Linked DNA regions of Homo sapiens: region 1 is linked to region 2. The links are chromatin contacts, found by Hi-C or POLR2A ChIA-PET in ENCODE. All regions are on one chromosome and are shown on one strand. Each heading gives the region's core, a stretch centred on a gene start or an enhancer-like site at or near the end of the contact. The rest is flanking DNA. Distances are from core to core; before and after follow the strand shown.

Region 1 (4,577 bases), core at 1,229-3,728, 4.9 Mb after region 2:
AGGAATTTAAGCAGGTCAATGATCAGATTTATATTTAAAAAATTACTCTGGCAGCAGTATGGCAAATGTATTGGAACGAGGCAAGAGCAGTTTTGGAGGACCTGAATGGGTTACTGTGGGACTTCAAGCAAGAGGCAACAGTGGTTTAGACTAGAATGGGAATGAAAAAATGGTCATGGGAACAGAGAGAGGTCACAAATCCAATTTTCCAGGGAGCAGACAGATGTAGGTGATTCTGCTGTGTGTTGGAGGTGTGCTAGGTTTCTGGCATGAACTGGGTAGATGTTAAGATACCCTTTACTGAACCAGGGACTATGGGAGGAGCGTTTTGAAGGAATTATGATATACGGGTTGAGTTTGAAATGCCCTAAGTCATCCAAATGAAAGTGTACCAAAGGCAGTATGCTGGGAACTATGAATGTAGGATTCCAGAGCAAGATCTAGGCTTGAGTTATGGATTGAAGAGTCTTTGACAGAGGGTATTTGATGCTGCTGGGAGAGCATAAGACCACCTAGGAAAGTGTATGGGGAGACTCAGTAAGAGGGCCAGGGTTCAGCTCAGCATGATTCCAATGTGTAAGAGGTAGATCAAGGAGGAGCTGGTTGTTAAAGAGCAAACTCAGGTAGGGAGGAAACCTGGGACATAAGACCAGAGGGAAGAGGGTATTTGGAAGCAACTGTGGTCAATCGCGTCAAATACTGGGATGAGGGCTTGTAAAATGAGGACTGAAAATGATCCGCTGCATTTACAGTCATGAAGCTTGTCTGTGGACAATTCAGAGCCACTTCAGGTGAGCGGTGGGGACACTGGAGAGGGCTGGGAGGTGGGACATGAAAGACTGTCCATGGGGTAAGAGACAGCTGCAGTTGTTGGAGAGCAATTTAGGGAGAAGAGAAATCTTTTTAAAGAATTGAAAGACTTAAGCATGTTTAAATACCAGTAAGAAAGAGCCGGTAGAGAAGGAAAGGTTGAGAGTAACAGAAGGAAAGGAGACTCGTTAAGGGCAAAGTCCATAAGAAAACAGTAGGGTACCTGGAGTACCAGGAAGGACAACTCTTTCTTTACAAGAGAAGTGAGTCATGGGCGGAGTCCAGAATCGAACCCTCTCTGCTTCCTAAAGACACGTCTCCTTTAAAGGACAGAAAAAGAATGATTAAGACTTGAGGCCGGGCGCGGTGGCTCATACGTGTAACCCCACCACTTTAGGAGGCCGAGGCGGGTGGATTACCTGAGGTCAGGAGTTCCATACCAGCCTGGCCAACATGGTGAAACCCCGTCTCTACTAACAACACAAAAATTAGCCAGGTGTGGTGGCAGGTGCCTGTAATCCCAGCTACTAGGGAGGCTGAGGCAGGAGAATCGCTCGAAACCGGGAGGCGGAGGTTGCAGTGAGCCGAGATCGTGCCACTGCACTCCAGCCTGGGCGACAAGGGCTAGACTCCGTCTCATTAAAAAAAAAAAAAAAAAAAAAAAGACTTGAAACCCCAAGGAGAGGGCTGCAGAGTTCACTATCAAGGAGAATGGGGACCTAGTGGTGCCGTCCTGAGAGACCTCTGAAAGAACAATTCAGTAGTTTCCAGCCACGGAAGTCCCCCTGCTGGGTTTAGGGTGCAGTGGGTGCGAATCCCTGCTGTAGAAAACAGGCTGAGGAAAGAAAGCGACACAGGATGTTGTCTGGAGAAAGGCGGGGAGGTAGGATGGGGCATATTTCCAGGGGTCCGGGCAGGTTGTGTGGCTTGGAGGCCTCCGAGGGCCGTCGACGTCAGCCATGGTCCGGGCAGAGCCCCGCAAGGTGCCACAGTATCGGGGCCAGCGCCCCCCGGAAAAGCATGCTCCGCTGGCGGCCGCCAGGTTTCTCCGCGGAGTCTCGGAAAGGAAAACCCGTCCCCACGGGGGTCCCACGACGCCCCCGGGTCCCAGGCCCCGGGACGTTGGCAGAGGCGCAGCAGACCTTCTTCCCCAGCCCGCACGGCTCCAGCGGTCCGGCCGCGTCCCAGCCCGGGCTGCCCGTCCCCCGTCTCCCGGCGGCGTCGGAAAGTTCCCGGGGCTGGCGGCGGTCAAGAGCAGAGCCAGGGCAGCCGCAGCCGCCTTCTAGCCCGCCGCTCACCGCCGCAGGGGCAGGCCTGAGCGGGGGTTTCCACCAAGTCGCCGACACCCCTCGGGAATTCCCCCACTGGGCCACACACAAACCCCGCTTCCTCCTTCAAATTTCCGCTGCCGGCTTTACCGATGCGAAAGCCGCGGTGGAGTTTAGACCACTCCTCCCGGCGCCGGGCTCAGCCCGCCTTCGCCTTCCCTCTCCCCGCGGAACCCCTTCTCGTCGCCCGAAGAAACCCGAAGGTCTTCGGCAAGTTCCGTCCCCAGCGCGGGGGCGGGGCCGCTCGAGCTGCTCCGGGCCTAGCTCGGCTGTTTCCGTGCGCGGCCGCTGCGCACTCGGCACTGGGCGGCGCTGGCTGGCTCCCTGGCTGCGGCTCCTCAGTCGGCGGCGGCTGCTGCTGCCTGTGGCCCGGGCGGCTGGGAGAAGCGGAGTGTTGGTGAGTGACGCGGCGGAGGTGTAGTTTGACGCGGTGTGTTACGTGGGGGAGAGAATAAAACTCCAGCGAGATCCGGGCCGTGAACGAAAGCAGTGACGGAGGAGCTTGTACCACCGGTAAGAGGAGCAGGAGGAGGAGGCAGGAGCCAGAGAGAGCCGGGGGGACGGAGGGGGGACGGGGAGGCGCCGGACACCCGCGCTTGGGGCCTTCCCCTCGCAGGAGGGGCCGCGGTAAAGATGGAGCCTCCGCCCGAGCCCCACAACATCGCCGCCGCTCGCAGCGAACAAAGAATAATGGCGGCGGACTGGAGCCAGCGGCGGCCGGGGCGGCAGCGACTCTGCCTGCAGCCAGCGGCGGCGCTCATGGCGGGGGGCGGCGGGCGGCGGGCGGCGGGCGGGGTGGGAGCCGGCGGCCGGGGGTGTGTGCGGGCGGCCGGCCGCGGCGAGCTGGCGCCCGCGTTCCCGCCGCCGCCGCCGGGCCGGGCGCGGAGCCGGGAACCCGGAGCCGCCCCGGGGGAGGCCGCCCGCTCGGCCCGGCGCTGCCCCCCGCGCCGCTCGCTCGTCCGGCCCCCGCCGCCCGCCTCGCCCCCGGCCCGACCCGGCCGGGCCTCCGGGGCAGCCGCCGCCTAGGTGCCGGTGGGGGATGGAGGAGGAAGAAGGCGACAGTTGAGGGCAGAGGAGGTGAAGGTGCCTGCTGCCTTCCCGGTGGCTTCGGTGCCTGCCATGCCCGCTTCGCAAGGGGAAGAGCTGCAACGTCTGACCTACTCTTCTCTCCACTCTTTGTGCAATAAAGTTCGAAACCCAAGGTTTCCTCTCGTGCTGTATTTTATTCGTGCCCTTTCCCCCCCGCTCCTACACCGTTGAGGAAATGCTGCTTTCTGCCCTGTGTTGCTTAGTTGAGAGATGAGAGCTTGTGCTTTTGGGGGGAATTTTTGACTCCCTCACCCCTTTGCTTTTTTTTTTTTTTTAAAGTCAGTCATGGAAATGCATGCTTTTTGGGAGAAAGGGTGCTAAGAAAAACATTTATAATAACTTTTTAAACTGTTGGGATCTTATAAAAGGGAAGCTGGTGTTTGAAAACAGTTTCGGTTTTAACCCTTTTTAATAAGGTAATCATCACTTGAGATCTATCATTCTGAAACACTTCGTTGGAACGAGTATCAGCCGATGTACTCTTGTTTTACATCATTTCGCGGGGTGCAACCTTGCCAACCGCGTTTGGGTCATCTGGATCTCCCCTCACCCTCCGTCCCACTCCCCCTACCATATTTCCCACGAATTTCTGTGTGAACTTTAATGAGAGATTGATTTAATACTACTACTAAAAATAGACATTAAAGTATCCATTATTTGTCTCATGCAGTAGGTAACCCCCGTCTTGAGATTGACAATTTAAGCCACAAGCTGTATTTTTTCTTCGCCTGTTGGGAAAAGAGGACAGCAGAAAAGTCATTGACACATTAAAAATTAAAAGACAGTTTTTGAAGGACGTGCGGTATGACCTATTTAAGTTTGTAATACCATCTCAAGTTATAATTCTAACCTCAGCTGGCGTCTAACTTCTGAAGGTTTAGTAGAAGATACTTTTGATTGCTGCCTATTGAAATCTTTTACATTTATGGCTCATTTCGTGATTTAAAAGTAAAGCCCCGAACAGTTATTTTAGGTGGTGCAAAAGACGAACAAGTTTGTTTTAAAAATACTTGTCTGTCACTGTATGATTGCATTGTGATTGATACGTACAAACCTTCTGGTTAAGAACAAATATTGATTGGCAGCAGAAGCACTGTCTTATTTTTCTGTATTCTAGTCACTTTTCCAAAACGTGCTTTGCTGTATTGCTTCTCTTTAAAAGACCACATTGGCAATTTGTCATTTCCAAGAAAATTAAGAAGAGGCAATAAAGGCAGGTTTTCTATAAAGATTGGGGAAATGATTTTATTTCCGAGCACTGAAAAAATTATAGTATTGATAATGGTAGCTTACCATTTTTCCTTTATGTTGTTCCGCAAGCCACTATCAGTAGAGTAGAATTTTTTTTCT
Region 2 (5,102 bases), core at 2,245-4,744:
CTTGATGCACATTGTTTTCTTTGAATCTTCAACAATAGATAATGAAGTCAAGAGTAAATGATGCTTTTATTCATTGCCATTAAATCTTAAAAACAGACTGAAGAGCTCTAAGTTATCGAAGCAAGTTTTTCTCTTCTTTTTTAGCATTCTTTAATAATTTAATACTTTTTTAAAAATTATTTTTATTTTTTTGAAACAGTGTCTCACTCTGTCTCCCAAGCTGGAGTACAGTGGCATGATCTTGGCTCACTGCAACCTCTGCCTCCTGGGCTCAAGCGATCCTCCTACCTCAGCCTCCCAAATAGCTGGGACTACAGGCATGCACCAGCTAATTTTTGTAGATACGTGGTTTCACCTTGTTGGCCAGGCTGGTCTTGAACCCCTGAGCTCAATGATCCCCCGGCCTTGGCCTTCCAAGGTGCTGGGATCACAGGCATGAGCCACAGTGCCCTGCCAAATTTCATGGTTTCAAAGCTTTGATTTACAAGTCATCACAAATATCCTTTAGTACAAAGGGTGCTGAAGTGGTTAATTACCTGCTTTAATTGAAGTGCTCTCATTTGTTTAAAGTTAAGCCCTACACTGATGAGTGAGGTAAGCTATCAAATAAGATGAAAACAAATTTCCTGGAACTGTAGGTTTGAGTTTCTGTAGGAAACATAACTAGAAGCAAAAGGCGAAATGGCTCCATCAGATCTCATGACTGAGCCAAGGACATTTTTTTAAGCTCTTTGATCTAGTGAAATCAGTTGATTTAATGAAATCTAATAAGATCTGCTGAAATCAGTTCTTCAGCTCAGGCAAGCTAAAAGCCTCTTGCCACCAACAAAGATGTCTCTAGTTTGGTGATATCCAAATCAATTGATCAGGAAGCTAAGGACACCAGGGCTGCAGGACTTCCTTTGGATTAATTCAGTAAATATGTATTGAGGTCCTACTTTGTGCAAGACAAAATACCACATACCACATACAGCCTCCATGAGTTATTTATTTCAGAGTCTGGCTCTGTCGTCCAGGCTGCAGTGCAGTGGCGAGATCTCCGTTCACTGCAGCCTCTGACTTCCGGGTTTCAAGCTATTCTCTTGCCTCAGCCTCCTGAGTAGCTGGGATTATAGGCATGTGCCATCATGCCTGGCTAATTTTGTATTTTTAGTAGAGACAGGGTTTCGCCATGTTGGCCAGGCTGATCTCGAACACCTGACCTCAAGTGATCTGCCTTGGCCTCCCAAAGTGCTGGGATTACATCCTTATTTAAAGGCATATCTTGTCTATCCATGCTTTTCAGACCAGACTTGGCTCTTTGCATGGATCCTGCTGGCAGTTTCCTGTATGTTCCTATCCAGTGAGAAGCTGTTTTTGGCCTCACACCAGGCTGTAGGGGCCAGATAGTGACGTCAGATCTATCCAGAGCACCAGCCAACTTAAGGCAGGTTCCTGGGCTAAGGGGCTGGGGCTTTCTCTGTGGAGGGGGAGAGAGGAGGAGAAAGGGGAATGGATGGTAAGGAGAGATGTGGGTCTCTGAATCACATGGAGACTCTGGAAGTGCTGACCATCTTCTACACACCACATTCTCATATCATCCTTGGTTAATAATCATAACAACAGTATGAAGCACATGGTACTGTTTAACTGCATTTTACAGATAAGGAGACTGGCTAGTGATCCACTCAAGGTCACAGAGTAAGTGGTGGTCATGGGATTTTAATTTCCTCTCTAGGTCTTTTTTTTTTAATTTTTTTTTTTTTTAAGACAGAGTTTCGCTCTTGTTGCCCAGGCTGGAGTGCAATGGAACGATCTCGGCTCCTTCCAACCTCTGCCTCCCGGGTTCAAGCGATTCTCCTGCCTCAGCCTCCCGAGTAGCTGAGATTACAGGCATGTGCCACCACGCCCGGCTAATTTTGTATTTTTAGTAGAGACGGGGTTTCCTCCATGTTGGTCAAGCTGGTCTCGAACTCCCGACCTCAGGTGATCCGCCCGCCTCAGCCTCTCAAAGTGCTGGGATTACAGGCATGAGCCACCACACCCGGCCTCCTCTCTAGGTCTTTAAAAGCCTTCCACCTCACGCCTGTAATTCCAGCATTTTTGGAGGCCGAGGTGGGCGGATCATGAGATCAAGAGATCAAGACCACCCTGGCCAACATGGTGAAACCGCCTCTTTACTAAAAACAGAAAAATTACGGGGCGTGGCGGCACGCGCCTGTAATCCCAGCTACTTGGGAGGCGGAGGCAGGAGAATTGCTTGAACGCGGGAGGCGGAGGTTGCACTGAGCCGAGATTCGAGCCAGTGCACTCCGCCACTGCACTCCAGCCTAGGTGACAGAGAGAGACTTCTTCTCAAAAAAAAAAAAAAAAGGCCTTCCACCACCGCGCAAAGGGACCCAGTAGGATTTCAGGTCCAGAGTGAATCATACTATGCCCTCCACTCCCACATTTTTACACGACGAAATCTGTCTAGCATGTACAACTAATAAAAATAGTAGAGGGAAAAGAGGTCATGGATAGGCAATTTATAGCCAGACAGGTGGGAGTGTAGGTTTTGGCTCCACCATTTTTTATTTTCTTGATGAGGAGCCCTTTAGGTCATTTTAGAAATAGTGTCACTGCCTGCCTTCCCGAGTCTTTGCCACACCAAAGACTTGTTTCCTCCGCTAGACAAAAATATGGATGGCTGTCCCAGTTCTGTCTCAAACAATGATCGTGTAGAATCAAATAAGGCCCTCTGTAAACTATAGCACTTTACAAACTGGTAAGGTAGCAGCCATCCTTCCAAGGTATCAGGGAACAGCGAAGCAGCTGATTAAAATAGTCTTGATTACTTGAGATACAGGAGGGTAGGAATAACATGTGGTAACTGAACTCTATAGATACTATCTAAAATCGCATTCTAACAGGCAAGTTTAATCTTTCTGAGATTTGCCTCTTTGTAGAGCTCTAAAAAATAAAAGGAGAGGGGCGTAAAATGCCAGTAAGATTAGTTAAATTTCTTCTCCTTTTGAGCCCTGCCCATAGGTAGATGGAATTAGGGCAGAACAAAAACATTAAGAATAAAAGCCCGAACGAGATGCGCGTACAGGTGAACACAAGTGAACACTGGGGTAAGGAAATGAGTTATGCGGAAAAGGCTTCAGACCATCCCTGGGAACTGCTCCGGGTCTGGACATTTCCTTTGGCAACCTTCCAGAGTCTGAGTCCCCAGGGCTCCCCCCGGCGGGAAAGGAAAGGCGCGCGTGGCTAGGCGCGCGCGTACACGGGCACTCACGTGTACACACACACGCGCGCACACTACACATACACACAGGGCCCATTTCCTCCGCTCCCTCCCCGCGGGGGGCGGGTCTCTTTCTCTTTAAAGAGCAGACGGTCTCCGCGCACACCCAGGCTCTCAAGGCCTCGGGGGCCCGGGACCCGAGCTGCTCGTAGCCAATGGGAGCAGTGGAGCGGCTCGAGCGCGGCTGACGCTGCACCAATGGGCGATCGTGGGGGGCGGGGGCAGCAGAGGAGACACTATTGTTGATGAGGAGCGGCGGCGGCGGCGGCGGCGGCTGCACCACCTCGTTGCTGCCTGCCCCGGCCCGGTCTCCCCCTGCACCCCGGAGTCCGGCTTCGTCACCCCGTCTTGGGGGGCCTGCCCTCCGGCCTCGAGAATCCTCCCCCTGCAGCCCAACAACAACAAAACCCCCCGTCTCGCCCAGTCACCGGGGAGGGGGGGGACCATGTCCCAGCGGGTGAGGCGCAATGGGTCCCCCACGCCGGCCGGCTCCCTTGGGGGTGGTGCGGTGGCCACGGCCGGGGGACCCGGGAGCCGCTTGCAGCCCATGAGGGCGACGGTTCCGTTCCAGCTGAAGCAGCAGCAGCAGCAGCAACATGGCAGCCCCACGCGGAGCGGCGGCGGCGGCGGCGGCAACAACAACGGTGGCTGCTGTGGTGGCGCCTCAGGCCCCGCAGGCGGCGGCGGCGGCGGTGGCCCGCGCACCGCCTCGCGCAGCACCAGCCCCACGCGCGGCGGCGGGAACGCGGCCGCGCGCACCAGCCCCACGGTGGCCACGCAGACGGGCGCGTCCGCGACGTCCACGCGAGGCACCAGCCCCACGCGCAGCGCCGCGCCTGGAGCTCGCGGGAGCCCCCCACGGCCGCCGCCGCCGCCGCCGCTGCTGGGCACCGTGTCGTCGCCCAGCTCGTCGCCCACCCACCTGTGGACCGGCGAGGTGAGCGCGGCCCCACCCCCAGCCCGCGTCCGGCATCGGAGGAGGTCTCCGGAGCAGAGCCGAAGCTCGCCGGAGAAGAGGAGCCCCAGCGCCCCGGTTTGCAAAGCAGGTAAGTGCTGGGGGTCGCGCAGCAAGGGGGAGGCGGCTGCGGGAAGGGGTCCCGGGCGCGCGCTGCAATCGCGCGGGGACTGCAGAGCTGCCGCGGAGCCCGGGTGGCTGGGGGCGGGGCTGGGGGCGGTGCCGGGCGGTGGGGGACCCGGCAGTGCGGCCCCGCCTTTCCCGGGCCTACCCTACGCCCCGCCCGCCCGCCCGCCTCATTCACCCCTCTGCCCGCCCCGCACGGCTCCCTGGTGGTGGAGGTGCAGCGGCTAAACCTTGGGCTTGAGCTGATGAGTGTTAATGATAAACCTGGCTTCCTGGCCTTACTCCTGGAGGAGTCGTTACTGCTTACCCTCCCTTGAGGGTGAGGCTAGGAGTGGTTTGTCACTTTGTTTTAGGGACAAGGTTAATGTTGGCATAGCCCATATCTGCTGCTGCTAAGTATTTCTGTTCACAAAACAGTTTCAGATCTGGGGTACTGAATGCATTAGCAGTGGCAGATTTGGATCACTGAACAGAGGAGGCTGAGAACCGTGTTTTAGCATTTCCTAAGACTTGATAAATGGGTAGCAAGAAGTGAAAATTAAACAAGATTCCTTAGGAAGGTTTATGGGTTTTGTCTGAGGCTCTGGGTGTATTTCTGATTTTGTGTACTGATTCTGTGTTTTGAATGTAGAAAAACAGAATCCAGTGTTTTGTCTCCATCTTGTTATTGTTTTAGGGAGCTAACATTCGTTGTTTTTCTGTTTACCTGGAAGCTTTCTTGGGGAAGGTCCTGAATGGAGCTGTTGGGTGCCA

What was found. A loop is a pair of places that touch in the nucleus more often than their neighbours do. ChIA-PET counts read pairs that join two places held with the same protein, here RNA polymerase II (POLR2A). Pooled maps may share reads with other maps.
Region 1: a loop to region 2 is called in a pooled map, with 21 times the contacts of the local background. The contact joins the promoter of CREB1 here to the promoter of FAM117B in region 2. A Hi-C loop is called at or near these places in 5 of 50 pooled maps. POLR2A ChIA-PET finds 5 or more read pairs at or near these places in 2 of 52 experiments (CD8-positive, alpha-beta memory T cell and activated naive CD4-positive, alpha-beta T cell).

The regions. Positions count from the first base shown.
Region 1 is chr2:207,527,484-207,532,060 of GRCh38, forward strand. CREB1 (cAMP responsive element binding protein 1) reads left to right here and starts at 2,479. Exons shown (of 8, transcript NM_004379.5): 1 at 2,479-2,651. LOC124907970 (a long non-coding RNA gene) reads right to left here and starts at 2,114. Exons shown (of 3, transcript XR_007088060.1): 1 at 1,953-2,114; 2 at 1,034-1,130. RefSeq lists silencers at 1,848-2,027, 2,698-2,827, 2,858-2,907, 3,618-3,787 and enhancers at 2,048-2,247, 2,508-2,607, 4,196-4,577.
Region 2 is chr2:202,631,475-202,636,576 of GRCh38, forward strand. FAM117B (family with sequence similarity 117 member B) reads left to right here and starts at 3,495. Exons shown (of 8, transcript NM_173511.4): 1 at 3,495-4,314. The coding sequence starts at 3,714. RefSeq lists silencers at 3,533-3,762, 3,953-4,002, 4,103-4,542.